Linked DNA regions of Homo sapiens: region 1 is linked to region 2. A link is a loop called in an ENCODE intact Hi-C map of the cell type or tissue named here. Cell type or tissue: CD14-positive monocyte. All regions are shown on one strand. Each heading gives the region's core, and the rest is flanking DNA. Links, peaks and the distances in the headings are about the cores only. Region 1 overlaps PREX1 (phosphatidylinositol-3,4,5-trisphosphate dependent Rac exchange factor 1). Region 2 has its middle 17 kb from the start of ARFGEF2.

The links. Peaks named below come from ENCODE experiments on the same cell type or tissue, not always from the same donor. Only the 100,000 strongest peaks of a DNase experiment are listed, where the experiment ranks them.
Region 1: a loop joins it to region 2, with 3 times the contacts of the local background. A loop is called at or near these places in 3 of 110 quality-filtered maps.

What each region holds. Positions count from the first base shown.
Region 1 is chr20:48,779,202-48,794,874 of GRCh38, forward strand. The region is part of intron 1 of PREX1 (phosphatidylinositol-3,4,5-trisphosphate dependent Rac exchange factor 1); the gene reads right to left. Among named protein-coding and RNA genes, the nearest start is that of PREX1, 41 kb to the right of the region's middle. RefSeq lists enhancers at 2,584-2,633, 4,054-4,143, 9,218-9,277, 9,858-9,917, 10,018-10,117 and 3 more and a silencer at 10,997-11,096. In CD14-positive monocyte, for the core only: no CTCF peak of the experiment used is centred there; DNase peaks (open chromatin) are centred at 8,750, 9,070 and 9,670; H3K4me3 peaks cover 2,659 bases; H3K27ac peaks cover 5,000 bases.
Region 2 is chr20:48,897,241-48,912,913 of GRCh38, forward strand. No RefSeq gene overlaps it. Among named protein-coding and RNA genes, the nearest start is that of ARFGEF2, 17 kb to the right of the region's middle. In CD14-positive monocyte, for the core only: CTCF peaks have their summits at 7,992 (motif pointing left) and 8,191; a DNase peak (open chromatin) is centred at 7,961.

The DNA of each region.
Region 1 (15,673 bases), core at 6,601-11,600, 120 kb before region 2:
ACCCAAGAAGTATATAAATGGTAAATATGCACATGAAAAGATAGGCAGCATCATTAGCGATTAGGAGAATGTAAGTTAAAATTACAATGGGATACCTCTATGCTTCTACTTAAACGGCTTTTGAAAAACCCGACAATACCAAGTGCTGATGAGGATGTGGAACCACAGAATCTCTCCTATACTGCTGTGGGGAAAGTAAATTAGTACAGCATCTTTGGAAAACTTCCCACAAAGTTTTTTGGCAGCTTCCCATAAAGTCAAATATCTACTTACCATATGGCCCAACAACCCTGCTCCTGGATGTTTACCCTAGAGAAATGAAAACTTATGTTCACACAAAAAGCTATACATAAATATTTATAGCAGCTCTATTAAAAATCACCAAAAACTGGAAACAAGCAATTCAACATGTGAATGGATAAACAAACTGTGGTATATCCAAACAAGGGAGTACTACTCGGTAATGAAAAGGAACAAACTGTTGATACACACAACAATGCAGATGAATCTCAAAGGCTTTATGGTGACTGAAAGAAGCCAGTCTCAAAAGGTGGTGTACAGCATGATTCCATTTATACGGAATGTGTATGTTTTAGAAAAGGCAGAACTACAGGGAGAGGAAATGGATGAGTGGTTGTCAGGGGTAACGATGGGGGAAGGTGTGACTACTAAGGGGTGGCATGAGAGTGTTTTTTGGGTGATGGAAGTCTTCTCTATCCAGACTGTAGTGGTAAGTATATAACTCTACATATGTGTTAAAATTCATAAAACTCTAAACCCCCAAAAAGTCATTTTTACTCTATGTAAGCTTCAAAAGTCAAATTAAATGTTTGAAAAATTTCACACTGGGTATCAGTATGGACACTGGGTTTTTCAAATATATGTGCAGATAGAAAGATACAGAAGTAAATATAGATTGTGTAAGTGTCTATACATATATTCCTGGATACCATGGCATCCAGTAACAATGAGCATAACTACTGCCCAGATTAGGTTTCTAAATACCATTCTCCAATTAAAAGAGCTAGGGGTCCTTAAAGAACTGGTTGATTTCAGGGCTGAGGCAGGGAAAATACAAGATGAGCCAGAATATCTTGTGGTTAGATTTCAACTAGTAAAGAAATGCTCAAAAGAGACCAGGTGCAGTGGCTCACACCTATAATCCCAGCACTTTGGGAGGTCAAAGCAGGAGGACTGCTTGAGACCAACAGTTCAAGACCAGCCTGGGCAACACAGCAAGACCCATCTCTACCATCTCTACAAAATAATGTTTTTTAATGTTCAAAAAAAAGAGAAAGAAGAAAAAAAATAGAGGAGGCATGTCAAAAGGGCACGGGGTCAACCAGAAAGAACTCCTAATGGCCAAAGTTGGGACAACTTGAACAACAAAATAAATAATGACAATACTGGTTTATGATAATATAAATAATGGAATGAATCAGGGAGAATTCTTTTTACACAAGGATTTTAGTTAATAAAAGTAGGAGGAGTGAAGGAAATAGAAAGCCACGACTGGAAGACCACAGTAAGAGCTATCACAGGCCAGACCCACCGGTGGATGCTAAAACTAGTGGGCAAAGGTTCAAACAAAAACAGGGTATTTCCACAGTCTCAAAGAATCTCCCCCAAAATGTCTAGTAATTACAAAGGAAAATTAGTAACCTCACCATGGAGTATCCTGGCTTTCACCATCTTAATTAAGTGTTAACATCTCCCCTTGAACATATCAACATCACATGCCCCCTGATTAAAATGCACAGAGAGGGGCACATCGCTCCTGGGGTATCCCTCCTAATTACGCATAAGCTCAAGTCCAAAGTGGCAGACAGTCTACAAAATACCTGACCAGGACTCTTCAAAAAAGTGTCAAGGTCATGAAAGGCAAAGAAAGACTGGGGAACTCTCACAGATTACAGGAGACTAAGGGGCCATGCTATCTAAATGCAACATGGTGCCCTAGGTTGGATCCTGAAAATAAAAAGAACGTTTGTAGGGAAACTAACAAAATTCTACTGAATCTTATAGTTAATAGTACTGTATCAAGATTAATTTTTTCTACTACAAAGAAGTACTTTGTACTTAGGTAATTATACTACAGTAATATAAAATGTCAACGTAATGGGAAGCTGGGTGAAGGATGTACAAGAACTCTGTACTATATTTGCAAGTTTTCTGTAAGCCTACAATTATCTCAAAATAAAAAGTTTCTTAAAGCCCTGTGCTGACCAAACCAAATCACCTACTGGCCAGACAATGCACAACTACACAAGGAATGTGACTCATGGGCCACAATGGTGCAGCCCCTGGCCTACAGCTGACACCCCACTCCTCCCCAAAAGAAGACCCAAGAAGAACTCTGAACTTGGTGCAGAGAAGAGTCCCCAAGTCAGACACCCCCTGCCTCATCCCCCTAATTTGTTTTTCATGGCCACACCAAGAGTCTATAGCTAGAAAAGCACACAGCCTGGTTTGAACCCAGGCCCTGCCACAAACTCACTGTGGAATCCTGGGTAAGGGACTCCCCCTTCCTCTTCTGAAAACAGGGAAGGGGTCCACCTCCAGGAGCTATTATGAAGCTCAGATGAGAATGTCTAGCTATGAATTTGCTACGAATTTGCATGCCCTCATGACCCAGTCACCTCCTATTAGGCCCTATTTCCTGTTGCATTAAGGATTAAGTTTCCAACAATTGAACCTTGGGGGACACATTCAAACCACAGCAACATGTTACAATTGAGGAAATGGAGGCCCACAGATTTTAAATGACTTACCCTGTTACAGATGGTGATGAATTTGTACTATACAAAAATCAGGGGAGCCAATGCTCAGGAGATTTGGACTCTGGGACCACCTGTGCCTTGACCTGGCCACAGATGTCTGGCAAGTCCTTCTCCTGCTGAGTCTCAGGGTCCTCATGGGTGACTCAGTCAACAATTAGCAAAGGAAAAAGTCAGGCTGGGTCACTGATATTGTTTGGCTGTGTCCTCACTCAAATCTCATCTCGAATTGTAGCTCTCATAATTCCCATGTGTTGTGGGAGGGACACAGTGGGAGATAATTGAATCATGGGGGAAGTTTCCCCCATGCGGTTCTCGTGGTATTGAATAAGTCTTACAAGATCTGATGGTTTCATAAAAGGAAACCCCTTTCACTTGGTTCTCATTGTCTCTTGCCCACCTAAGATATGCCTTTTGCCTTCCCCCATGATTGTGAGGCCTCCCCAGCCACGTGAAACTGTGAGTCCATTAAACCTCTTTACCTCTATAAATTACCCAGTCTCGAGTATGTCTTTATCAGCAGCGTGAAAATGGACTAATACACCCATATATCCATTTCTATGAATATGTCCTGTTAAAGTGGTGAGAAAGTCTCATTAAATGTAGAGGAAAGGTTTGGGATGGTCTGGCTTAAAATAATGGCCGGCCAGGGAAGGTCTTCTGAGAAGGGAAAATTTGAGCACAGAACTGAAAGCATGATGAGGAGACCAAGCCAGGGGCAGATCTGGGGAAAGGACTTCCCAGGTAGAGGAAACAGCACAGGCAAGAACCTAGAGGCCGGGCTGTGTTTAGAGGGTCCATGGAGCAGCAGGCTCAATAAAGGATTCTCGCTCTCACTGCAGTGTGATGAGGAGTCCCAGGAGGGGCATCACAAGGGAGAAGAAGTGAACAGGCGAGTGTCATAGTCTAAGGTGGGGTTAGCAAGATCGCTCTGGTTGCTGTGGACAAAAAGGACTGTAGGAGGTGACGGGGCTACAGCAACAGGCCAAGCAAAAGAGGAGAAGGCCTTAAACCAGAGTGCTGGTTAACAGCACAGCCTCCGGAACCAGGTTGCCTGGGTTTACACAGCGCTGCCACTCACCAGCTGCGTGACCTTGGGCAAGAGACTTCACCTCTCCGAACTTCAACATCCTCATTTGTGAAATGAAAAAGAAGGATACATGCCTGATATGGTTGAATGAAGACTAAAGAAAATACCATTTGTAAAGTGTGTGAAAGAGGAAATGTCTGTTAGATGGGGTGGTGGCAGAGAGGGTAGTGAGGATGAGAGGCTTGGAAGGCAGAACAATGAGACTGGCCACTGGATGGGATGGTGAGACAGAAACAGAGGATGGAGAGTGACTCCGAAGTTTTTGGCCTGAGCAAGTGGAAGAATGGAGGTGCCATTAGCTGAGATGAGAGAGAGAGGGAGGAACCAGTTACAGGGGCAAGATGAGGAATTTGGTTCAGCACATGTGTAGTTTCAGGTGTTATTTTAGATCCAAGTAGCAATGGCAAAGAGACAGTGGCCATACCCGGGTGCAATCCAGAGGTGGGGATGGTACAAAGGACACAAGTGACATCACCAGGAAGAGAAGAGGCCCACAGGTGGGGGCTGGCACCCCCAAACCATCGGAACCCAGGAGGCAGAGGAGAAATAACAAAGGACCTAAGCAGATGTACGGGAGGAAAACCGAGAGCCCACAGCACCCTGACACCGTGTCTCAATCATACCCTGCCTGTCTCAGGAGTGAGATTGGTCTCGACTACTCAGCAGCATCTCCCAGAACAAAGACACATCTTAAAATGTTTCTTCAGTATCCACTTCACCACTACCTGTTACCCAAGTACCCCAAGGAAGAAAAGTCATTGTCTTCAAAATACCCCAAATGAGCTGGCCACTTCTAAAGTGATTCCTGCTCAAACAGCTCACCTGCTAATGTCCCCTCCATGTCTTTATGGATCTCACGCTCCTGAATATACCACAGTCACAACACAAGGTGAACGGAAAGCAAATCAGTTGCAAAAGGAAACTGCAAATCCTGCAAAAGATGCAGGGTTTTATGACATCAGTGAAAGTGATGCTGGAGAACCACAGCTGGCTGCCAGGCAAAGCTATAAACAAATAAAGACCCAGGAGTCGCTGGCTCACAATGAGAGTGAAGAAAGCCCAGGAAGACCACATAAGAAGTTCCAAAGGAACTTTTCTGACCATCAGAGAGTGCACAAGAAGTCCAAAAACGGGCTCCAGGGGTTTTGCAAAATGACTCTTTATCATCATGCTATAAAGTGAAACCTTACATGAATGATGTGGCATCGTGTAATCATTTAATTTTATCAGAAAAATTACACATACCCCCAACAGTAAAAAATAACACTTGGTTCCCTCCTTGTTGATTCTAAGAATTCATGCAATGTTGTTATTACATTCTAAATACAGTTACTGACGGGATAAAATTCCACCTATTTTTAGGATTGTGGTTTTCTTCTTCAAAGTGAAGGACTCATCTAGACTCTACCCCCGCCACCCCACATTCTCAATATTGCTATGTTAGGGCCCATTTTCAATGAGTTCTCAGCAGCAGGCCTCATTTTGGTAACAATTATTCTGTGACAGTGAGGCCGTCCTGATCTGCACACTGCTGGACCGAAAGGCCTCCCCCTCTTCCCTAAAGAAGCCCCTTTTCTGGGGGTCAAGAAGCCGACCTGCCCACAGGAACTGGGAGCCCACCAGAAGAGAAAGGCAAGTGGGCGACTGGGCATGAAACCTTGGGAATTAAATGTCCTGGGTCCTCCTGACCCCACCTGAGCCCACAGCAGCTCCTTCCCACTCCACTGGCTGGACAGAAGCAGCCACAGCTCCCTGTGTGTAGCCAGCAGACCCTCCCTTGTGCAATCTCATTGAAGTATATACTTAAAATGGGTAGGTTCTTCCAGATATCATTTCTATTTCTTTCTCTCTTTTTTTTTTTTGAGACCGAGTTTCGCTCTTGTCACTCAGGCTGGAGTGCAATGGCATGATCTCGGCTCACTGCAGCCTCCATCTCCCAGGTTCAAACGATTCTCCTACCTAAGCCTCCCAAGTAGCTGGGATTACAGGCACCTGCCACCACACCCACCTAATTTCTGTATATTTAGTAGAGATGGGGTTTCACCATGTTGGCCAGGCTGGTCTGGAACTCCTGACTTCAGGTGATTCGCCTGCCTCAGCCTCCCAAAGTGCTGGGATTACAGGCGTGAGCCACTGCACCCAGCCAGATATAATTTCTATTTCGATGAAGCATATTTTTTTAAAGTGCTGATCTGCCTGTCAGCCTACTTCCTGCCTGGGGTCTCCTCTGACAAGCCCACAGGAGGTTTACCAGCAGTGGCTGCCCCGCTCCCACACCTGTGATGGGTGGCAGCCAACACCAGCCCAGAGGACACCTTTAGGGCCCACTCATCGAAGCTGCAAAGATGCTGAGCGCCACTGGTACCTCCACTGCCATCCATTCTGCTCAAGAAACTGGCTTTGGGTGGGACCCCCTGGTGGTGCCAAGGCTTGGCTCCAGCCACTGTGACCACCCAAGGTTCCCCAAACTCATCCACAGAGCCTGGCACCAGATAGCAGAGCGGCCAGCCAGGGCTGAGCTCAGGCCTCATCGCTGATGTTCGGACTCCAGGGACACCCCCTCTCACCCTACAGAAGTACCTGTCCCAGCTGGCCAGTCTCTTTGGGCTTTTACCTCCAACCTTCAAGATGTCACCACCTCCACCGGTGCCAGCAGCCCCTCTGCTTTCCCTCAGTAAGCCTGTGCACTCAGAGGGTTTTGATCCAAGGCATCAGCAGGAAAAAAAAAGTGCACCAATGTCCCCAAATTCATTCCATAAATACTGACGAGCCCCCATCATGTGGCAGGCGGTGGAGACGGAGGGCACAGGAAGACAGAGCTTACCTCTAGCAAAGGGAGACAGACAACACAGCAGCAGGCAAAGCCACAGGGCAGAAAGAGCCGGGATGGATGGGCCGGTGCCTTCCAGCAGGGGGTTCAGAAAAGGCCATGAGGAGGGTCCATGAAGACAGTGGGGCCTGAGCGGGCTCATGGATCACAGCAGGAAGAGAATGGGGCTGGGCTGGACCCGAGCATCTGAGGAGCAGCCAGGGGCCAGGATGGCTCTGGGCAGAGAAAGGGGGTGAGTCGGGGAGGTGAGGTCAAACCTGGAATCTAGGCCTGAACAAAACTCCCTGGGAGGGGTCCTGGTGGCATGCTGGGGGCGGGGGGTGGTAAGCAGCTGGACCCCCTTGGAGGACAAATAAGCAACAAATCTATTTGCCTCCTTTCAGGGCATGTAGGTTTTGGACTTTCTAAAGGGCTAGGCAAACCTACCCTTGGGGACCCATCCTACAGAGACCCTAGAACCTGGGCCCAAGACATGACCAACAAGGAGACTCAGGGAGAGGAGGGAGAGCAGGAGAGAAAGAAAGTGGCGGGGAAACGGGATAGGGTAGAAAAGGGAGGATGGGGGCCGGGCACGGTGGCTCACGCCTATAATCCCAGCACTTTGGGAGGCCGAGGCAGGTGGATCACCTGAGGTCAGGAGTTCGAGACCAGCCTGGCCAACATGGCAAAACCAGATCTCTACTAAAAATACAAAAATTAGCTAGGTGTGGTGGTGCACACCTGTAATCCCAGCTACTCAGGAGGCTGAGGTGGGAAAAATCGCTTGAACCCGGGAGGCAGAGGTTGCAGTGAGCCAAGATCATGCCACTGCACTCCAGCCTGGGTCACAAAGCAAGACTCTGTCAAAAAAAAAAGAGAAAGAAAGAAAAGAAAAAAAAGAGAAGAGTAGAAAAGAAAAGAAAGAGAAGGAAGGAAAGAAAAAGAGAGAGAGAGAAAGAAAGAAAAAGAGAGAGAGAAAGAGAAAGAGAGAGGAGGGTAGGGAGGAGAGGAAAGGGAGAGGTGGAGGGGAGGGAAAGAGGAGGAGGCGTGGGAAGGACAAGAGGTCACAAGGATGCGACTCCTGACCCTCCCAGCCCCCCCTCCCCACAACACACTCCAAGAACCTCTCAGAAGCCCCCTTGAGCATAAGATGCTGATGACCCTCTGGGGACCCATTCTCTGGGCCTCACTGGTGGCTAGAAACGTCCAGCAAAGGCTGCGAGAAGCGGGCTGGAAGGCCATTCCTGACACCCTCCTTCCTCACCATGGTGACGGGCGACAGTGCCCACCGCCCCTCAACCCTGGCCCTCCCTGAGGAGGCCTGGGGAGGATTCTTCCTTTTAGCCCTGGAAACAGACCCTGACACTCGTGTCTGCTTCCCCCGATCCCAGGACGACACGGCACTTATGAATACATAAATCTCATAATCATGTAAAAGCTGGCTCTGTCTAGTGATTTCTTTTCAAAGACATCATAAAGGTCCTTTATAAACAAACAAAAAAAAAAAAGAAAGAAAGAAAAAAGGCTGATTCCAAAACATCACACATTACAAGTGTTTGAAGGAACAGCGAATGCCCGCTGGCAGCAAACAGCCCCCGGCCAGCCGGGGTCCACAAGAGAATGTTTCAGAGGCCTGAGCACTCTCGAGCTCATTTACTCTCTCTGCTGCTCCCCACATTATGGATTTATGTAAGCAGGACGACGAAAACCCTCGTCTTCCCCCTTACATTAAAAAAAAAAAAAGCAACCATAAAACAAAAAACAAAACAAAACAAAAAAACATTTTTGCAAGGAATTTTATAAGCTGATCTGGAGAACAGAAGAAGGACTAAGGAAACCCCTAAAGAAGTCTGGTTGCAAAATGTTCTGAAAAGAAAAAACAAACTTTTAACACAGGAACACCCAATGATACATTTTTTAAGTCTAATTTTGAAAAATGATCAAAACACTTTTTTTCCCCAACATTACAAATTACAAGTGGCCACCAGATGCTGGAGGAGGGAAATATGGCTGTGGTTTGTTTTATCTTCTCTGTTTTTAAGAAACCTCAAAATTAGGGAAGTCACATATACACAAGCAAAGGCAAGGCAGGAAAACTGCCGATGTGGGAGCTAAACTTCACTTGCAGATGGCGGAGGCTTCGAGATTAACGCACCCAGGAATCAGCCACATCCAGCCCTAGAGCGGGGGACCATGAGAGAATGTGTGCAAACCCAAATTGAACTTGTAATTCACTTGATGGATTTAAAAGGCCCGTGGGAAGTTTTCTGTAAGCCGGGAACATTTTGCTGCTAAGAAAGCCCCACCACCCAGGGAACAGGCGGGCAGTGTCCTCGAGCCTTTTGCAGGATAGAGGCAGATGTTTGGAGATATGATGTAACCTGGGTGAGTGAATTCATTCAAAGATGAGTCATGAAAGCAGCCCTCAAATGTCCTTCAGAAATCTCAGTAGCAGAACACAGAGCTTGGACCCAAATGCCCACCTACCACCCTCAAACAGGAAGCTCCCCTCTTTCAAAGAAGCTCTGGCCCTGAGGATGATGGCAGGCTTCAGCTCTTTGGCCACCAGCTTCTATTCCCTCATTTTACCGTAAAGTACCCTGATGCTGCTTGAAAGGTGTTGCTCATCCCCCACCTGAGGCACACAGAGCACAGGATGAAGCCAATTCTTTGTACGTTGAGCCCCTAGATCAAACTCTACCTGAAGCTGTAGGTCTAGCTTCATGGGCTATTATACTTCTTCTCTTATATGAGTCTGACTGGTTTGGGTTTTCAGTCACTGCTATGGTTTGAAGGCATCCCCCACATTTCATGTGTTGGAAACAAATACCCGCTGTGGCAAGATTCAGAGGTGGGGCCTGTAAGAGGTGACTGGCTCATAAGAGGCTCTGCCCTCATGAATGAATTAATGCATTCACGGATTAACGGGCTAATGGATGAATGGGGTATCATGGGAGTGGAACCGGTGGCTTTGTAAGAAGAGGAAGAGAAACCTGAGCTGGCGTGTTAGTGTGCTCAGCCCCCCTGCCACGTGATTCCCTAAACTGCCTCGAGTCTCTTTAGAACCCCCAAGAACGTTCTCACCAGATGTGGCCCCTCCACCTGGGACTTCTCAGCTTCCATAACTGTAAGAAGAAAGTTTCTTTTCTTTATAAATTACCCAGTTTCAGGTATTCTGTTATGAGCAACAGAAGATAGACTAAGACACTCACTCACACATTGAGCCCCACCATGCAAGGATTAAATAAAACCCTGACTTTAGCTAGAACCTTCAAAGTTCGGCCATGTCTACCCCTTCCAAATAACCACCAATTCAGAATGGAACAAGTTCCTCCAATGTCATGGAAGGTTCCCAGCTTCACCCAACTTCACAGTGCGATCTACCATCTGCTTCCTCAACATCTCCATCCACCTTCATCACGGGACAACCTGCAGAGCCTCAGGCCCTGACTCTGCTCCTCACCACAGAGGTTTTCTGAGTAATAATGATGGTAATAACAACATCATCAACAGTCAGGGCTTGCTGAGAGCTCAGGATGGGCCAGTGGGCTTGCTCTAAGCACGTTCATATGGTTATCTCATTTAATACAACACCCTTAGCAGTGGGTATCATTAGTCTCCCCGTGCTATAGATAAGGGAGCGGAGTCACCTGCCCAGAGTCACACAGCTTGTCTGTGGCAGGGCCAGGCTATCAGCCAGCCCCCACGCAGCCACTTGAAATGAGTATTTTTATGTTGATATGAGTAACTATGGCTATCATATCAAAACCATTATTTCATGAACATTATTAAGCTGAGACTATAAAGTTTTTAAAAAGGGAGGAGGTTCAGATTGAGTAAAAATATTATATAGACAATGTTGTGACTGGTATTTGAATATTATACAAATCATAAGACTGATACTGAAATGAGTATATTGCAGGAAATACTGGACGGACAGATGAACAGACGGACGGATGACAAATGGATGGACAGATGGATGGACAGGTGGGTGGGTGGGGAGATGGATGGGTGATGGATAAGGAGGAAAGAAGAAGGGAGAAAAAGAATGAAGTGAAGAAGGGGAGGAAAGAAGGAGAAAAATGGGCCTGGCACGTAGTAGGTGCTCAACCAATATGCTGAATGAACCCATTAGCAAAGAAGTAGTAGAGTGCTGTAGTTAAGAGTGTGGGCTTTGAAGTCAGACTGCTGGTTCATGACTTGGCTCAGCCTTTCCTCGCTGAGGAACCCTGGGCATGTGACAAAACCTCTCTGTGCCCCAGTCTCCTGGACTGTGAAATGGGACAATAGGAACACTTCCATCAAGGCAGCCAGAAGAAATAAGTCAGTTAATGAATGCAGAATGCTCAGGACACAGCCGGATGCATCCTAAGTGCTTGGTAAGTGTCAGCTAACAATATGATGAGTAAGTTGTCAAATCCATTCTAGGGCTGACCCAGTCTAACCACCTCTCTATTTCAGAAGCAACCTCAAGTTCCACGAGCCTCCCCCGAAAGTAGGAACGGAAGAGAGGAAACAGAGGAACAAAAGGCTCCACTCTCCCCAGGCTCCAAGGAAAAAGGAGGGTGGAGGGCTGCAAGGTAATTTAAGAAGTTTAACAGGGAAAAAAAGTCTTCAACATGAGTGCGGAAAAAAAAAAGATAAATTCAATGGTCCAGGCTGCCTCTCGAGACAGCTAAATTCTGTTGTGCTCATTCTGCATGCTTCAGCTTTTCTTAGACTCTGAGGAGTTTTTGCCTAAATTAGAGCCTGCAATATGCTGAAGAGAAGAAAGGGAAGGTGAAGGGAGGCAGAGAAAGGATCAGGGGCCTGTTAGGCACGCCCTAGAGGAAGCCTGGCTGTTCCATCCACTCCAACACTGAATGCCGAGACAGTGAAAGTCAAATCCCAGCACCTTTCCCCACAGCCACAGCCACAAGCTGTGGGTTGCACCCAAGTCCCACAGCCCAGCCCTCAGTGCACTCAACACTTTCCCTGCCATATCCCAACATCCCCAGCAGCAGCCACCCAGATTCTCCAGAACATCTGCTTACCTCTACCCACCCTGTCCCCATCAGCTCCCACCCTCCCCAGTCAACTGAAACATTACTGGCTGCTCAGGTGACTGCTATCACCACCCGGGAACCCCAACACATATTTATTCCCAGGAATATGTGAGAGGGTGAGAGTGTGCGCATGTGCATGAATAATGCATACACTGTACTTATGCAAGGAGATATGCATGCAGAAAACGGCACCCCAGCTAGCTGACTTGGAACTGTGCAGATTCATGCACACACACACACACACACACTAATATCACTCCCTTCGGTAAACACAGACAGACAAAGCACACAGAAATAAATCGTTACCTTCGCGCTGCTGCTGCCAGATGGCAGAGCCTGGCATTGCTGTGTCTGCACGTCTGTGCATTTGTGTGTAATAATAACGGTGGCTGACATGACTGAGCTCCTACCACGTGCTGGACGCTGTCCTAAGTGCTGCATCAAACCCAGAGGAGGTGTTATTATTACCCGTTTCATAGCTGGGGAAACCAAGGCACAGAGGTCAAGTCATTTGCCCCAAGGTCACCCTGCTGGTGAGGGGTAAAGTCAAGGACTACAGAATAAGCACCCAATATGAGCAAGTCTCGTTTTATGACCCTGGGGGGTGACAGGGAGGAATCCCAAGATGACCAGCTGCCATGGGGGTCCTCAACAAGCCCACCGTCCCAGTGATGGGTCAGGTTTCAACACAATTGAAACGGACAAGAGCCAGAACTCCCCAGGAAAGAGGGGTGCCCAAGGTTCAGAAATGTTTGAAATCAAGTTCAGTGTCCAGCAAAGTCCTCACCACCAGCAACAAGTCAACCCGGGGGCAGAGTATGCAAACTGGCAACCCACAGGTTTGGCCCACAGTCATGTTTGGTTTGGCCCATGAAGTGTTTGTTAAAAATGTGATTGAGTTGCCAACTTTTAAAAATCGAGTGATTTCATACCAAAAACTCCACATTTCCTGCCATTGGAAAATGTCTTTAAGAAGTCAAGAGATCTGGCAATACCGGGCTCGAGTTCCCGCACGGGGACTGCTGCCTGGGGCTGAGAGGTGGCTGCTTGCTTGACATGGGACATGTGCTCCAGAAGGCACAGATTGGGGTTGGGGGCCTGCCTGTGGGGGCTCACTTCTGTGCCTCAGTTTCTTCATCTGTAAAACAGCTTCCCCATAGGACTGGTGTCTGGCACCCAGCAAGCACTCAATAAATGTTAAATAGCACTGCTGTCTCCCCAACATCCAAGGCCCAGGGCTTGAGGCATTGTTTTATAAAAATAAGAGCTAAGGCCAGGCGTGGTGGCTCATGCCTGTAATCCCAGCACTTTGGGAGGCCAGGTGGATCACCTGAGGTCAGGAGTTCGAGACCAGCCTGACCAACATGGAGAAACCCGGTCTCTACTAAAAACACAAAATTAGCTGGGCATGGTGGCTCATGCCTGTAATCCTAGCTACTCAGGAGGCTGAGGCAGGAGAATCACTTGAACCCAGAAGGCAGAGGTTGCTGTGAGCCAAGATCGCGCCACTGCACTCCAGCCTGGGCAACAAGAGCAAAACTCCATCTCAAAAAAAAAGGAGCTAACACACATCTAGCACCCGCGCTGTCCCAGGCTCTGTTCTGAGAGCTGTACTTTATGAACTCACTCAATCGTCCCAAGAAACCTATGAGACCATTCCTAGGTAAAAGCCCAAGAGAAATAAAAACTATCTCCATACAAAAACTTGTACACTCATGTGCATAGCAGTATTATTCATAGTAGCCAAACTGTCAAAACCCAAATGTCCATCAGCTAATGAATGGATAAACAAAATGTATATCCATATAATGGAATATGATACAGCCATAAAAAAGGAATGAAATTCTGACACATATTACAATGTGGAAGAAGCCAGATACAAAAAAAAAAAAAATACACACACACACACACACACACACACACACACACACATAGTATGATTCCATTTATATCCATTTATATGAAATGTCCAAATCTGTAGAGATAGAAAGTACATTAGTGGGCCAGGCATGGTGGCTCATGCCTGTAATCCCAGCACTTTGAGAGGCAAGTTGGGTGGATCACTTGAGGTCAGGAGTTCGAGACCAGCCTGGCCAACATTGCGATACCCCATATCTACTAAAAATACAAAAATTAGCCTGACATGGTGGTATGCGCCTGTAGTTCCAGCTACTTGGAAGGCTGAGGGGGGAGAATTGCTTGAACCGGAAGGCAGAGGCTACAGTGAGCTGAGATCGTGCCACTGCACTCCATCCTGGATAACAGAGCAAGAAACTGTCTCAAAATAAATAAATAAATACATACATACATAAATAAGTAGACTAATGGTTCCAGGGATTGGGGAAGTGGAATAATGGGGAGTGACTACCAATGGGTTTGGGTTGTTTTTCAGGTGTGATTAAAACGTTCTGAAATTAGAAGATAGTGACAGTTACACAAGCTTCTGAATATACCAAAAGCCACTGGAGTGGACACTTTGGGGAATTCCTTATGGCATGTGAATTATACTCAATTAAAAAATTAAAAAGAGAAACACCTATGAGATAGGCATTCTTGTTATTCCCATTTTACAGATGAGAAAACCAAGGTACAGAGAGATTAAGGGTAAAGAGATGTTCCTCTATATCCACATCGATGTTGAAAGTAGAGAGACAAAGTTAGGGGGAGAGGGTTACGTGATTTTTCCTGCACTGGCTGCTTTACCGGTCACAGCCATAGGGATCTGGATTTGCAACCCTTGCTCGGGCAAATCATTTACTCTCTCTGAGCCCGAGGCAAAGGCCAGACAGGAATGGCTTTTCTCTTAATCTTGATCCCTCTCGGGTCCCCAAGGACCCTACAAGTCTGGAGCATTACATGGAAGCATTACTTATTCATATGTAAGGGTCAGTTCTGGCCATTAATAAATGATGATTTTAACGACTCACAGTGGTCCACTCCCAGGGAAATGGGAAGAAACCATTCTGGGTTTTCTAGGTCCAAGCCCTTCACATGGCTGGCTCAGATGTCAAAGCAAGTGGCTCAGTAGCCCATCTCCTCCCAAGTGTCTGGCCAGGAGAAGAACCCCTTACTCACCAGGCAGAATATGACCTCACCGGGCTAAAGGATCCCCTCACTCACTAGAAGCCCCCATGGGACAAGAGGACCCCTACCCCACAGAGTGGGAGGACCCCCTTATGAACACCCCCATAATTTGGAGCAGCAGGCTCTCACTGAGCTACTGGGAGCTGCAAACGAGCCCCTCTAAACCAAGGCCCTGTCTCTGAGCACGGAAGGGACCTCAAGGTGCCCTGCACCTCATTCTCAGATGCAGGGACCAGCCTGTGAATGAAGTATCAGAAGCCAGACAGTGAGAGGGAGAAACAGAGGGAGATAGGGGCACAGAGAATGAGACTGAGACAGAAAAACAGAGAGAGGGAAGGCAAGGGGCGGACAGAGAGTCCTGAAGGAAGCTGGAGGCAAAGCTGGGAAGACAGAGCTAACCAGGACAATGAAAACAAGAGCTCTCTCTCCACTCCAGAAGGAAAGAGGCCAGGAGGCAGAGAGGAGGCCCAGCAGGAGCCTTTGCTTGGGGTCCTTCCCACACTGCAGGGCAGCACCAGTACTGCCCAGGAGCCCCCATCAGTGGGTGGTGGGGGTGGCTTCCCAGCCAGGCTGGAGCCTGCCAGGGCAGCCTCTGCAGAGGAGGAGGCCGGCTGGTCAGGCTGGGGGCTGGGCCGGGAAGTGCCAAGCACCCAGCCAGGTTGCCATGGCCACGGAGACAAAGAGAGGGGCTGAGGAGAGGCCCAGGGACAGGGTCCCTAAGAGGGGCCCCGGCTGCCTACAGTCCTCGGGGACTGGGCCTTGGATGTTGGGGAGACAGCAGTGCTATTTAACATTTATTGAGTGCTTGCTGGGTACCAGACAGCAGTCCTATGGGGAAGCTGTTTTACAGATAAAGAAACTGAGGCAC
Region 2 (15,673 bases), core at 5,758-10,757:
GAAAGAAAGAAAGAAAGAAAGAAAGAAAGAAAGGAAAGAAAGAAAGAAAGAAAAAAAAAAAAAAGAAAGAAATTCTGCATTCACTCCCAATTCTTTCCACCCCACCCCCTCCAGACCCTGGTAACCTCTAATCTATTTTCTGTCTCAATGAATGTGCAGATTCTAGATATTTCAAAAAGTAGAATCATGTAATATTTGTCCTTTGAGTCTAGCTTCTTTCATGCACCATTATGTTTTTGAGACTCACCCAGGTTGTAGCATGTGTCATACTTCATTCCTTTATGTCTGAATCATATTCCATTGTAGGGATAGACCACATTTGTTTATGCATTTATCCACTGATGGACATGTGAGCTCTCTCCACTTTTTGGTCACTGTGAATAATGCTACTATGAACATTCACAGAGGACCTTTGCACGGACACAGATTTTCTCACCTAGGAGTGAAATTAGTGAATCCCATGGTAAATTTAACTTCTTCCCTCCTGAAACAATTTTCTTTCTTAGCTTCCAGGACACATTTGGCTTCCTCCTGCTGTGTCCGCTACTTCTTAGCTTCCTTTCCTGGCTCTCTCTCTTCCTCTCCACCTGCCAGATGTGACGTGCCCCAGGGGATCCCAGACAGGCCCTGTTCTCTATTCTACCCACACCTACTCCCTAGGGATCCCATTTGGGCTCTGACTTTGAAAATCTCTGTATATGCGGATGACTCCAAATTTGTATCTCTGCCTCTTCACTGAACTTCAGGCTCCCCTTGTACATCCAACTGCCACCTGACATCCCCACCGGTCCAGAGTGGAGACTGGGATCATGCCCACAAATCTGTTCCTCCCACAGGCTCCCCATCTCAGTAAACGGCACCTTCATTTTTCCCATTGTGCTGGCCAAAACCTTGGAATCATCCTGGATTCCTCTTTTTTTCCCACACTCTACCTCCAATCCATCAGCAAATCCTGCTGGCTCTGCCTTCAAAATGTACCCAGGATCCGAGGATCGCTTGAGCCCAGGAGTTCGAGGCTGCAGTGAACCATGACTGTGCCACTACACTCCAGCCTGAGCAACAGAGTGAGACTCTGGCTCTTAACAACAACAAACACACACACGTGTACACACACACACACACACACACAAAACAGCCAGGCATGGCGACTCATGCCTATAATCTCAGCACTTTGGAAGGCCGAGGCCGGAGAATCCCCCGAGGCCAGGAGCTGGAAACCAGCCTGGGCAACATAGTAGACCTCATCACTACAAAAAAATTTTTTTAATTAGCCAGGCTGGGCAGGGTGGCTCACACCTGTAATCCTAGCATTTTGGGAGGCCAAGGCGGGCGGATCACTTGAAGTTGGGAGTTCAAGACAAGCCTGGCCAACATGGTGAAACCCCATCTCTACTAAAAATACAAAAATTAGCCAGGCGTGGTGGCGGGAACCTGTAATCCCAGCTACTTGGGAGGCTGAGGCAGGAGAATCACTTGAACTGGGGAGGCAGAGGTTGCAGCGAGCCAAGATTGTGCCATTGCACTCCAGCCTGGATGACAAGGGTGAGACTCTGTCTCAAAAAAAAAAAAAAATTAGGCATGGTAGTGCATGCCTGTAGTCCCAGCTACTTGGGAAGCTGAGATGGGAGGATCACTTGAACCCAGGAGTTCGAGGTTGCAGTGAACTATGATCACACTATAGTACACCAGCCTGGGCAACAGAGATCCTGTAGCTTAAAAACAAAAATGTACCCAAGAGCCAATCACCCTTCACCTCATCCACCTCTGCCCTACCGCAGGGCCAGGTCATCACATGTCTCACCTGGACTCTAGCAATCACCTTCTCCCTGGTGTCTGTGTCCCATCCCTGCCCCGACAGTCTATTCTCCCACATTGCCTGAAGGATCCTGTTAGCACCCAACGTCAGGTCAGGGCTTTCTTTACTCAGAGCCTTCCACGGCTCCCAGCTCACCCAGAGAGCAGCCATAGTCCCCACAATGGCCCACGGGGTCCTATAGGACATGTCTCCTCCCCATTGCCTCTCTGCCTTCACCTCCTCCCACTCTCACCCTGGTTCCCTCTATTCCAGCCATACCAGCCTCATGGCTATTTCTTCAAAACTCCAGTCACACTCTCACTGCATGGCTCTTAGACTTTCTGTTCCTTCTGCTGAAATGCTCTTCCCACACCAACTTCCTTTACCTCCTTCCATTTTTTTCTCAGTGAGACTTTCCTTGCAAACCTACTTAACATTATCCCCCCAACACTTCCTACCTCTTTCTTTTTCTTTCTTTTTTTTTGGAAACAAAGTCTTGCTCTGTTTCCCAGGTTGGAGTGCAGTGGAGCAATCTGGGCTCCCTGCAACCTCTACCTCCCGAGTTCAGGCAATTTTCGTGCCTCACCCGCCTGAGTAACTGGGACTACAGGCACACACCACCATGCTTAGCTAATTTTTGTATTTTTAGTAGAGAGACTGGGTTTTGCCATGTTGGCCAGGCTGGTCTCAAACTACTGGCCTCATGTGATCTGCCTGCCTCAACCTCCCAAAGTGCTGGGATTACAGGTGTGAGCCACCGTGCCCTGCCCTTACCCCATTCTCTGCTTTATTTTTCTCTAGAGCACTCATCTCCATCTACCATGCTGTACATGTTACATATTGTCCTGTTCACTGTCTGTCTGCCTGCACTGGAATGCAAGGAAGAGATGAGGACTTGCTCCCTGGAGTAGCCCCAGCACCTAAAACAGTAACTGACACATATCTGTTAACTGAATTAACACAAACTAAGCCAAAAAAAAAAGGACTTGTTGGCTAATAGACCTGAAAAAATCTGGGACTGGGATAGCTTCAGGCATGGCTAAATCCAGGAGCTCAATACCATCAGAACTCATTCTTTCCATGCCTTGGCTGTGTTTTCCTCTGGGTTAACCTCACTCACAGGCTAACTCCCCAAGCATGGCAATTGCAGCTCTTTCCCCTTTTCCCATTATTCCTGCAGGATTTCAAGTCTCAAGGGAACAATTTGGGTCATGTGTCTATTCCCAATCACTGTGGCCAGAGGATGGACAGCTCTAAAGGGCTGAAAGCCCAGGAGGCAGCCAGGGGAGTGTGAACCTTCCAGAAGCTTTTCTGATGGCCCCACTCAGCAACTCTGCCTCCAGCTCATTAGCCCAAACTCGCTGGTCATTCCCAGCTTCAAGCACCTTTGGGAAAGTGGAGGCTTTATCTTGCCAGCCTCCAAAAAGAGCAAAAGGCAAGGGGAAAGGGGTTGTGAAGAGCTTTTGGGTGAAGAGTACAGTACTTTCACAGGCTCCTCCAACCTCGAAGAACAGGGAGAAAGGAATTGAGGACAAAAGTCAACACGCCTCAGGCAAACCATCTTATGCAATTTTGCCCAAGGCTGCAGTTTCAGTTCAATGAAATCCTACAACCACTCACTGGGCAATAATGCCATGCAAGGTTTTTCTATCTTGGCACTACTGACATTTTGGACAGAATGTAATGATTCTGGGCCGGGTGCGGTGGATCACGCCTGTAATCCCAGCACTTTGGGAGGCCGAGGCGGGCGGATCACGAGGTCAGGAGTTCGAGACCAGCCTGACCAACATGGTGAATCCCCCGTCTCTACTAAAAATACAAAAATTAGCCGGGCGTGGTGGTGTCCGCCTGTAATCCCAGCTACTCAGGAGGCTGAGGCAGGAGAATCGTGTGAACCTGGGAAGCAGAGGTTGCAGTGAGCTGAGATTGCACCACTGCACTCCACTCCAGCCTGGGCGTCAGAGCTAGACTCCATCTCAAAAAAAAAAAAAAAAAAAGAATGTAATGCTTCTCTGTTGTGGGGGCTAGCTATCCTGTTGATTGTAGGATATTTCACAGCATCCCTGACCTCTAACCCTAGACCCCATCCCCAGTCATGACAACCAAAATCATCTCCTAGACATTGTCCAATGTCCTCTGCTGGGCAAAATAGCCCCCAGTTGAGATGCACTGCATTTCTACAGTCTAAGTTCCATAAGAGCAGGTTGCCTGTTTGCTTTACAGCTGTGTCTTCCGCACGTAGCACAATTTCTTGGCACATAGTAGGTGTTCAATTAATAGTTCTTGAGTTGCATGAATGAACAAATGAATGAATGCCTGATGCAGTGCAGTACTGGGGTCCACACAGTGAAGAACACACAGACCTTACCCCCAAGAAGATCAAGATCTAGTAGAAGCCCCAAAGTGTTTCCAAAATGGGGAACCTTCTGTCCCTCTCAGTGACATGTCACAGGAACTCACAAGCTAGCAGGTCAGAGGCTATGCCACCAAACCACAGTGGGCTTCATGCGCTCTGCAGACATAACAGCCACGGTCAGGCTTACAGTCAACAAGGGAACCAGAACAGTGAGGCCAGCTGGGTGGTAGGCCCGCTAGAAAAAATTTAATCCCTTTGAACCCATGAGCAACAATGTGATGTGTCGTTTTCTTTTTCTTTTTTCTTTCTTTCTTTCTCTCTCTTTTTTTTTTTTTTTTGTGTGTGTGATAGGGCCTCACTCTGTCACTCAGGCTGGAGTGCAGTGGCATAATCATAGCTCTTCGCAGCCTCAACTTCCTGAGCTCAAGCGATCCTTCCACCTCAGCCTCCCGAGTAGCTGGGGCAATAAGCATGCACCACCGTGCCCGGTTATTTATTTGTTTATTTATTTATTTATTGTAGAGGCAAGATCTCACTATGTTTCCCAGACTTGTCTCAAACTCGTGGCCTCAAGAGATCCTCCAGCCTTCGCACCCCCGAAGTCCTGGGATTACAGGCATGAGCCACCACCCCAGCCTGTTTTATTTTTCTATTGAGATATAATACACATATGTCAAAATTACCCTTTTAAAGTGTACAATTCAATGGTTTCTAGTATATTCACAGAGTTGTGTAACCATCACCACAATCAATTTTTGAACATTTTCATCACCCCAAAGGACACTTATACCGATGAGCAACCACTCCCATTTAACCCCTCCTCCCATCCTCTGGCAGCTGCCACCTGCTTTTTGTTTCTATACATTTGCCTGCTCTGGGCATTTCATGTAATATGTGGCCTTTTGGGTCTGGCTTCTTTCATTTAGCATCACGGTTTCAAGATCTGTCCATATTGCAGCATGTATCAAGGCTTCACGCCTTTTTGTGGCTGGATAATATCCCATTGTATGGATAGACCACACTTCATTTATCCTTCCATCCATCCATGGACATTTGGGCTGTTTCCACTGTTTGGCTATTGTGAATAACGCTGCTATAAACATCCATTTTTTACGAGATTGTGTGTGTGTACCTTGTACCATTTTCTTGGGTGTATATCTGGGAGTGGAACTGCTGTGTCTTATGGCAATTTGGTGTTTCCTGAGGATGGCTCTGCTTTGAGGACTGTGCTGAAAATGGTGGGACAACAGTTTCCAGCCTCTTGGACTTCTCAAAGGCAGTAAAAATTCTTAAAAATAAAATGAATGATTGGGCAACCGAAATAAGATGGTCTACTTTTTATATTGCCAAGTAAAGACTACAGGATAAAATAAAATTAAAGAAATATTTTTTCCATTACTTCACAGTAAAAGAACATTTTAACCACCAACATCACTACCCCCAAAAAGGAAAGGAGATTAATATATTAACATAAATGGTAGTTGTTTAAGTTTACTTTCATGAAAATTTCACTACATGCCTGTGTGTTCCCCCATAGTACCAGGAACTGATAAACAAAGAAGCAAACGACCTCCTCACCATCTACAGTCTAGCCAGGTGATGGTGGGGGGGGGGGCGGAGAGAGAAAGAGAGAGAGAGAGAGAGAGAGAGAGAGAGTGTGTGTGTGTGTGTGTGTGTGTGTGTGTGTGTGTGGTCAGAGGATGTCGGATGTCAGATATCCCAACTCTAAGGAATTCTGAGATGTGTAAAAGGGATTGTTTTGCCCAAAGGAGGTTTTCAGGCTCTGAAAAGAATAAAATCCCAGGATAACTGCTTTAATGGAGGCACAAGCAACAAGAGAACCCCAAGACAGAAATTAGTTCTGATTGGCTGGGAACGGTGGCTCACACCTATAATCCCAGCACGTTGGGAAGCCGAGGCGGGCGGATCACATGAGGTCAGGAGTTCAAGACCAGCCTGGCCAACATAACGAGACCCCATGTCTACTAAAAATACAAAAATCAGCCAGGCGTGGTGGAGCACACCTGTAGTCCCAGCTACTCAGGAGGCTGAGGCAGGAGACTTGCTTGAACCTGGGAGGCAGAGGTTGCAGTGAGCCGAGATCACGCCACTGCACTCCAGCCTGGGCGACAGAGTGAGACTCAGTCTCAAAAAAAAAGAAGAAAGAAATTAGTTCTGATCATGGGAAAACCAGGTGAGTAGCAATGATCTCAGCAGGCTGAGATGAATTCTATGCAGCCACAAGTCTGGGAGATAATGTTTACCAGACCAGAGAGAATCTGTAATTCCTACGGCCTTGGTACCTTCAGGAATAGAGAGATTCTATTGCCAAATAATGACTTCCAGGTGGTGCATTAATGACAACAGTGGGTAGTTTTGGTCCCCTCTGCCGCTGGGCCCAGGGGACTCTGGGAACCATCACCCTTGGTGGGATCTGGCTTGGGAGTTGGCCCTAAATCGCCTGCCATGGGAGCGGGTTTAGAGGGGAAGCAGTGGCCCCCCAGGAGGTCAGGGGTCCTAGAGTCATCTAGAAGAACAACAGAAAGAAATACCTAGGGCAGGTCAGGCGCGGTGGCTCACGCCGGTAATGCTAGCACTTTGGGAGGCCAAGGTGGGCAGACCAGCTGAGGTCAGGTGTTTGACACCAGCCTGGCCGACATGGCGAAACCCCGTCTCTACTAAAAATACCAAAAAAAATTAGTTGGGCATGGTGGTGGGCGCCTGTAATCCCAGCTACTGGGGAGGCTAAGGCAGGAGAATTGCTTGAACCCGAGAGGTGGAGGCTGCAGTGAGTCATGATCGTGCCTCTGCACTCCAGCCTGGGCGACAGAGCAAGAATCTATCTCAAAAAAAAAAAAAAAAAGGGCCAGGCACAGTGGTTCATGCCTGTAATCCCAGCACATGGGGAGGCCAAAGTGGGAGGATCACGAGGTCAGGAGCTCAAGACCATCCTGGCTAACACGGTGAAACCTCATCTCCACTAAAAATACAAAAAATTAGCTGGGTGTGGTGGCACGTTCCTTTAGTCCCAGCTATTCGGGAGGCTGAGGCAGGAGAATCACCTGAACCCGGGAGGCGGAGGTTGCAGTGAGCCGAGAAGGCGCCACTGCCACTGCACTCCAGCCTGGGCGACAGAGCAAGAAAGAAAGAGAGAGAGAGAGAGAGAGAAAGAAAGAAGAGAAAGAAAGAAAAGAAAGAAAGAAAGAGAGAGAGAAAGACCTAGGGCAGCAGACACCAGGCTTTGGTCTGTGAGGCTCTGATACCCCGCCCCCCACAAGCTGCTGAATGTCCTTGGAGAATGAGAGGCGAGGGGATGGGAGGCAATGGGGCTGAAATCACTTCTAGGAAGGAACTACCCTCTGTGCTTTCCCATCAGGCAACTGAAGGAGCAAGTTCCCGGGGCTGGAAGCACAGCAATGAGAGGGAAGCACAGAGGTCACGGGTGACAGTGGGGAAAACGAGGCAGCAGTGGAAATGTATCAGAAGCAAAATGTGCTGGGTTTTGCCTAAGGCTAGCAATGCAAAACAAATCAGGAAAGTCCCCTGGACTTCGTGAGGTGGGCTCAGGCACACATGGAAAATTGTGGTGAGGGAGGAGATTTTTTCCTAATTAGCACTGAGGGATCCAATAAGCCAAACCTTTTTCACACATGACATAGCTATCAGATTTTATCCCGGTGCCAGGGAAGCTCACGAGAATGATTCTGAGACAAGATGATGAAGCCAAAATCTTTCCCCCGGCTTTTTTTTTTTTTTTTTTTTTTTCTAAAGTGTAAAACAGGACCAGGTGGTGAGTCTAGTTGAACTGCTCGAGCATTGGTGCTCTCTGGTGGCCAATATAGAAATTGCATTGGCAGCGGTGCAAAAGTTTTCCTTTTTATGAAAAAAGTCAGATAATCTAAGAGGTGTTGCAGAAGCTAGCATTGCTTAAGAGGGATGTTTATTGGAAGGTGTAATCTTGGAGTTAGAATCTTTAACATGCTTCTTCTGAAACCAGCTTTTCCTCGTTCTCTGTCTTGGTAAATGGCCTGACCACCCATTGTTCCCCAAGTAAGAAACGTGGGGGTCACACTAGACACCTACTCTCCCTCATCTTCACACTCAGGCAGTCCCTGAGGCTTGTGCCCTTAACTGTCTAAATTTGCCTTTTTCTTCTTCTTTTTTTTTTTTTTTTCCTGAGACGGAATCTCATTCTGTCACCTGGGTTGGAGTACAATGGTGTGATCTCGGCTCACTGCAACCTCCACCTCCCGGGTCAAGCGATTCTCCTGCCTCAGCCTCTGGAGTAGCTGGGATTACAGGCATATGCCACCACGCCCAGCTAATTTTTGTATTTTTAGTAGAGACAGAGTTTCACCATGTTGGCCAGGCTGGTCTCCAACTCCTGGCCTCAGGCGATCTGCCCACCTCAGCCTCCCAAAGTGCTGGGATTATAAGCGTGAGCCACCATGCCTGGCCTTTTTTCTTTATTTCTTTTTTCTTTTCTTTTCTTTTTTTTTTTTTAAAGTTTGGGTCTGCTCTGTCACCCAAGCTGGAGTGCAGTGGGTGACAGAGCTCTCTGAGACCTCAAATTCCTGGGCTCAAGCAACAGTCCCACCTCCGTCTCCAAAACCACTGGGATTACAGGTGCAAACCACTGGGATTACAGGTGCGAGTCACTGGGATTACAGGTGCGAGCCACTGGGATTACAGGTGCGAGTCACTGGGATTACAGGTGCGAGTCACTGGGCCCTGCCTACCTAGCATCGCTTCTGTCATATTCTGTTAGCAACACTCTCCAAAGCCCAACCAGTTTCAAGGGGAGGGGATGTAGACCTCACCTTTCAATGAGAAGAGTGTCAACGAATTTGTGGACTTTATTTCAAAACAGCCACAACAACTAATTCCTGATAAAAACTGAAAATATGACATAATAAGGCTTTAACCACCCCCACGTTTGTTTATGTGTTTATGATCTGTTTCCCACGCTACAAATTAAGCTTGATGAGGGTAAAGACTTGGGCATTTTGCCCACTGCAGTGTCCCTGAGGCCAAGGACAGGGCTGAAGAATTACACGGTGATTAGATCAGAGGAAATATCACCGTCTCCCCTCCTCCTGTCTATTTTAGGCCAAAGCATCCTTCAACATCCAGCTCACAGCTCTTCTCCGTGGTCTTCTAAACTCCAGTTTTTCTTTGCCTATTCACCTGAGGGTCACTTTGTGCTATACTAAGTTGTCACGTCTTAAATTACAGCATCCAGTATTACCAGTTCAGCTGCTGGAGCCTGACACCCTGGACCCAAATCCCAGCTCTCATGTGAACCAGCCATGTAACCTTGGACAAGAAACCTCAGTTTTCTCTTCTGTTAAATGGGGGAAATATTGGGGATTTTGTAAGGATTCAATGAGCCAATTTAAGTAAAGCACTCAGAACAGTCCCTGGCCTATAGGAAGCACCAGAGAAGTAGTGTTAGCCACTATTGCCTCTTGTATCTCTGCATTGTAGGGTTCTTTATCCATCAATTTTTTCTTTCTTTCCTTCTTTCTTTCTTTCTTTCTTTCTTTTCTTTCTTTTTCTTTCTCTTTCTTTCCTTCTTCCTTCTTTCTCTCCTTCCTTCCTCTTTCTTTCTTTTTCTTTCCTTCTTCCTTCTTTCTCTCTCCTTCCTTACTTCCTTTCTTTCTCTCCTTCTTTCCTTCCTTCCTTTCTCTCTCTCTCTCTCTTTCTTCCTTCCTTTCCTTTCTTTCTTTCTTTCTCCTTTTCTCTTCTTCTCTCTCTCTCTCCCTCTCTCTTTCTCTTTCTTTTTTTTTTTTTGAGTCAGAGTCTCACTCTGTCACCCAGGCTGGAGTGCAGTGGTGTGATCTTGGCTCACTGCAACCTCCGCCTCACGGGTTCAAGCGATTCTCCTGCCTCAGCCTCCTGAGTAGCTGGGATTACAGGCATGTGCCACCACACCCATCTAATTTTTGTATTTTTAGTAGAGACGGGGTTTTGCTATGTTGGCCAGGCTGGTCTCCAACTCCTGACCTCAAGTGATCTGCCCGCCTTGGCATCCCAAAGTGCTGGGATTACAGACGTGAGCCACCATGCTCAGCCTCTTTCTTTTTTGAGATGGAGCTTTGGTGTGTTACCCAGGATGGTCTTGAACTTCTGTGCTCAAGTGATTCTCCCACCTAAGCCCCCCGACCAAGTAGCTGGACTGCAGGCATGAGCCACCATGCCTGGCTGTATTTTCTTTTCCTAAACCGCTTTATCAAGATACACTTCACATACCATAGAATTCACCCATTTAAAGTGTACAATTCAGTGGCCTTCAGTATATTCAGAGTCGTGCAACCATCACCACCATCTAATTTGGGAACATTTTCATCATCCTGAAAATGAAAGCCAGTACCCATGAGCATTTACTCCTCATTTCCCCCTCCTCCTAATGCCTGACAACCACGAATCTACTCTCAGTGTCTGTGGATTTGCCTATATCCATGGTATTTTGTTTCTTGCATCCTTTCATCTTTGTCTTGTTTTCTGCCTCCCAATAATAATAAACCATAAGACCCTGGACACTCTGTCCTCTCTTTTGTGTCCCTTCCTGGACTTCAGTGAGTGATTCACCTAATGGGCATCTGCTGATCAAGTAATACACTGGCCCTTTGACTGAGAACAAGCACAGAGCATCTACAATGCATCGGGTAATATTCCAGGTGCTGCATATACATTAACTCATATGATCCTTACACAGAAATCCATGACACAGGCACTGTTATTATCCCCACCTGACTGATAGGGAAACTGAGACAGGAGAAGTTGAGTACCTTGCCAGAGTGACATAGCCAGCAAGGAGGCAAAGCCAGAATTCAAACCTGGACATTTATGCCTGGAGTCTGCACTCCACCACTGCACCACACTTTCTCCTGTGAGGCCAAGTGGATGGGCCTTCATTTGCGAGCAGTTCCAGGAAACCTGCACGGGGGCTGGGAAAGAGCAAGGTGGAAGCTGCTGTAGATGCTCCCCCCACCAACCACCACCAGCCAACTACGTCCCTTAGTATTTCACAGCCTTGTGTAGCTCCTCAAGTGTGTATTCTGGACTGCTCTAGCAACTTGATTTAACCAATAGAATGTAGTAGAAGGGACGCTGTGCCACTCCAAGTCAAAGCCTAAAGAAGGCCTGGCAGGGCACAGTGGCTCACATCTTTACAGTACATTGGGAGACCAAGCCAGCTGGATCCCTTGAGCCCAGGATTTTGAAACCAGCCTGGGGAACATAGTGAGACCCCATCTCTATGAAATTTTTTTTTTTAAATTAGCCAGAGTGGTGGTGCACTCCTGTAGTCCCAGCTACTCAGGAGGCTGAAGTGGGAAGACTGCTTGAGCCCAGGAGGTCAAGGGTGTAGTGAGCCATGATTGCACCACTGCACTCCAGCCTGGGTGGTAGAGTGAAACCCTGTCTCAAAAAAAAAAAAAAAAATCCTGGTGGCTTCTGTTTTGTCACTTTTTAGAACTCTGAGTCACAATGTAAGAGATCTGGCCACCCTGCTGAAGAAACCACATAGGAAGAGGCCCTCAGTCTACACAGGGAGCGCTCCAGGTATCCCAGCTATCCCAGCATTTTGGCTGTCCCCCCTCAAAGTCCCAGACATGTGAGTGAACCATTGCAGACATTCTAGCACAGTTGAGCTCCCACTGATGACCTCAGATTTAGTTAAGACCACATGCAGCAGAAGAGCCGCCCAGCTGATCCTAGTCAACCCAGAGCATGGTGAGTAATCATCAACTATTGTTTTAAGCCACTAAGGAGTAGACAGTCAAACAGCAGTAGATAATCAAAACAAGGAGTAAGACCACTTCTGTGGACAGAAGACCCATGAAGGGTCTGACCTCATGATTCCACAGTCTCCTGCTGACTCAAAGAAGAGGGTAGAAAGCTAATCAGAAGAGCTGAGTGTCTGCTCCAGCCAGCAGCTGGGGTGCAGATTCATGACCTTCACTCAGCTGGTCAGATGTGTTGGCTCAGGACTTTGAATCTGGAGTAAGCAACACAAAAGACCAGGAGGTTTAGACTTGTTCTGAAAGGAGTGGTGGTGACATCTGACTAGCATCTTGTTTCCAGTGGCAGCCCCTGAGGCAAGGCCAAGAGTGGGGATGCAGCATCCAGCCAAGACAGCAACAGCATCCTTTCCAGAATCTTCTTTGGTGCAATTTCTGAACCCTTCACATCCCTCATTTTCCACCTATTTTCTGAGCCTGATTCTCCAGTCTTCTGATTCATTTTGAAAAAGACTCTCATCATTCCAGGAAAGCACTTTTGCAGCTGAAGTTAGCAGTAGTTTGTGTATTGATTGGGTTTGTTTGCATGCAACAGAAAACTCCCAAACAACTGTGGCTTAAACAAGATAGTTGATTTTCTCTTTGTGAAAAATGTACAGAACTCAGCAGTCCAGGTCCCACCAGGTCTTCAGAGACCCAGTATCCTTGTGTCTTGGTGCTCTGGCTCCGCTCCACGTGGCACATTGCCTCAGGGTCTAAAATAGCTGCCCAAGCTCCAGCCATTGTGTTCACATTCTGGCCAGGAGAGAAGAGGAAAGGTTAAAGAAAAACATGCCCCTCCCTTTTTAGGAAACCACTTGGAAGTCCCTCCTAATCCTTTGCTTATATCTCATAGCTAGAACTTAATCACAAGACCACGCTTAGGTACAAGGAAGGCAGGAATGAGCAGTCCTTAGCTGAGCGGTTAGGTCCTCAACTAAAAATAAGAGTTATGTTGCTAAAGAGGAAAGAAAGAATGATGCTGAAGGAGGCTACTGGAGATCTCTGCCTGGGTCTGCCTCTGCTGTGTTCAACCAAGAACTCTGCATGGGAGAGCCAAGCCAGACTGATGCAAGGCAAGTGAGCTCCAAAACTGGGGCTTCACCTGGGAGGGTTCTTGGCTTTACCCAGCAGAGAATTCAAGGGCAAGTCAGTGGTGTTAGACAGCAACTTTTATTGAAGCAGCAGTGTACGGCAACAGCAGAGGTACTGCTCCTTGCAGAGCAGGGCTAACCCCTGGGCATAGGGGTTGTTGGCAGCTGTATTTATATCCACTTATAATTATATGTTAATGAAGAGGCACGTTATCCAGAACTTTCTGGAAAAAGGGTGAGGAGTTTCTGAAACCATATAAAGTAACTTCCTGGCTGTTGCCATGGCATTTGTAAACTGTCAGGGTGCTGGTGGGAGCGTCTTTGTGCTAACGAGCAGTGAGGGCAACTAGAGGTCACTTTCTTTGCCATGTTCTGTTTCTTCACTGCATCCTGTTTCAACCAGATCCTGCTCTGATGAGCTGGGTTGCTATGGTGGTTGTGATCAGTGCTCGGAAAACAAGTCCTGCTGATTTACCTCAAGACTGCGAGATGGTGGCCACGGGAGAGGAGGGACCCTGACAATGCCTAATCACGTTGACCCAGCTGGCTCCTCTCTTAATTTTCTCCAATTCTTTTTTATTTTTGAGATGGAGTCTCACTCTGTCACATAGGCTGGAGTTCAGCTTACTGCAACCTCTGCTTCCCGGGTTCAAGCGATTCTCCTGTCTCAGCCTCCCAAGTAGCTGGGACTATAGGCACCCACCACAATGCCTAATTTTTTGTATTTTTGGTAGAGACGGGGTTTCACCATGTTGGCCAGGCTGGTCTCGAACTCCTGACCTCAGGTGATCTGCCTGCCTCAGCCTCTCAAACTCCTGGGATTACAGGTGTGAGCCACTGTGCCTGGCCTTCTCCAGTTTTTTTAAACCCTTCCACCTCATTTGTCTTAAACTCCCACCAGCACTTCCCTGACCCTGGATCCCCTCATTTTCCTGATCCATTTTCTATCCAAGGAAAACCCACAGTCCCAACCCACTTCCTGGCCAGTCTAGCTCCCATGCCTTTATACATGCTGTTCCTTTCACCTGGAAGGGCCCTCCTTCTCCCTGTGGCTTATCTAAAGGTTACCTGTGAGGAGCATTTGTCATGCTTCTTGGCCACCCAGTATCTTTTGTTTGTTTTTTTGAGACTGAGCTGGAGTGCAGTGGTGCAATCACTGCTCACTGCAGCCTCAACTTCCTGGGCTCAAGCAATCCTCCCACTTCAGCCTTCTGTGTAGCTGGAACCACAGGTGTGTACCACCGCGCCCGACTAATTTTTTCATTTTTTATAGAGACAGGGTCGAGGCTGGTCTCAAATTCCTGGGCTCAAGCCATCCTTCTGCCTCAGCCTCCCAGAGTGCTGAGATTACAAGCCTGAGCCACCGTGCCTGGCCCCCGCCTCAATCTTTAAAGCCGGTAATGTCATTCTGAAGGCTCCCTTGTTAAATAAAAAATAAAAAGCCAGTAACGGCATCACCCCAACCTCTGCTTCTGTCATCATATCTCCTTCTCTGACCCTGACCTCCCTGCCTCCCTCTCCCTGACCTCCCTGCCTCCCTAAGTACCCCTGTGATTACATTTGGCCCACCCAGATAATCCAGAATAATCTTCCCGTCTCAAGAGTCTTCATTTAATCCCATCTGCAAAGTTTGCCACGTGAGGCCACGTATTCACAGATCCTAGGGGCTCAAGATACTGGAATCTTTGGGGTCTAATATGAATCTGTCCACTACAGTTAGGTTCCCCAGAAGCACATCCTCAGACAAGGATTTGGGTGCAAATGGTTTATTTGGGGGTGCTTCCAGGAAGCAGCAGTGGAAGAGTGGAGAAGTGAAACTGGGAAGGGAAGGAAGCCTGAGGGGGTCATCCAGCCAGACACCTCTGCGGGCACCTGAGGCTGAGTCCCCAGGGCACCTCTAGGAAACTGAGCAGAGAACCCTACAGCGCTGTCTGTTCTTCCCTGTGGGGCTTTCCCCAGGCTGTTCACCATCTGGCACTTCTGGTCTGCCCCGTCTTGGCTGAACACACATCTGCAGCCAGAGACAGCACTCAGGCCTAGAGTCTGGCATATTTAAAACCAATAAAGTACCGAAACAGTGTGTAGCAGACACTGTTGGTGCCCCCAGCTGTCTGCCCTGGGCACTCACTTCTACTCACTGGAGGTAGCTGCTGTCTGAGGGCACCTGCTATGTTCTGGCCCTGGGGCTCTAGGGGCTGGCAGTCTGAGTGCAGGACCAAGTGTCAGAGTTAATGTCCCTAGAACAGCCCTTATGCAATGGCAGATGGGAACCTGGCGAATGAACATCCCAGCTTCCTAATCCCTCAGCTGGGGTAACTCAGACGGGTCTACATTGGCTCCCCAGCTCCCCAGTGGGGTTGAACTCTGGTGCCCTCGGAGGTCACCAGCTGGTGTCACACCTGCATTGGCTGCCTTCCCTTCTCTTCCCTGCTCCATCCCACATCCCTGCTGATGGGTCCTGGGATCACCACCCAAATATATGGGAATCCCTGTCATAGGGTTGTCTTTTGGGGGAGCCCAAACCAAGACACAGGGACAAAAATAAACCCCACAACTTAAACCACACAACTGCGGTGTGTTACATATTTACATTGAAGAAATTCACATTTTTTTAGTGCAGCTGGACACAAAGAACACAAATAAG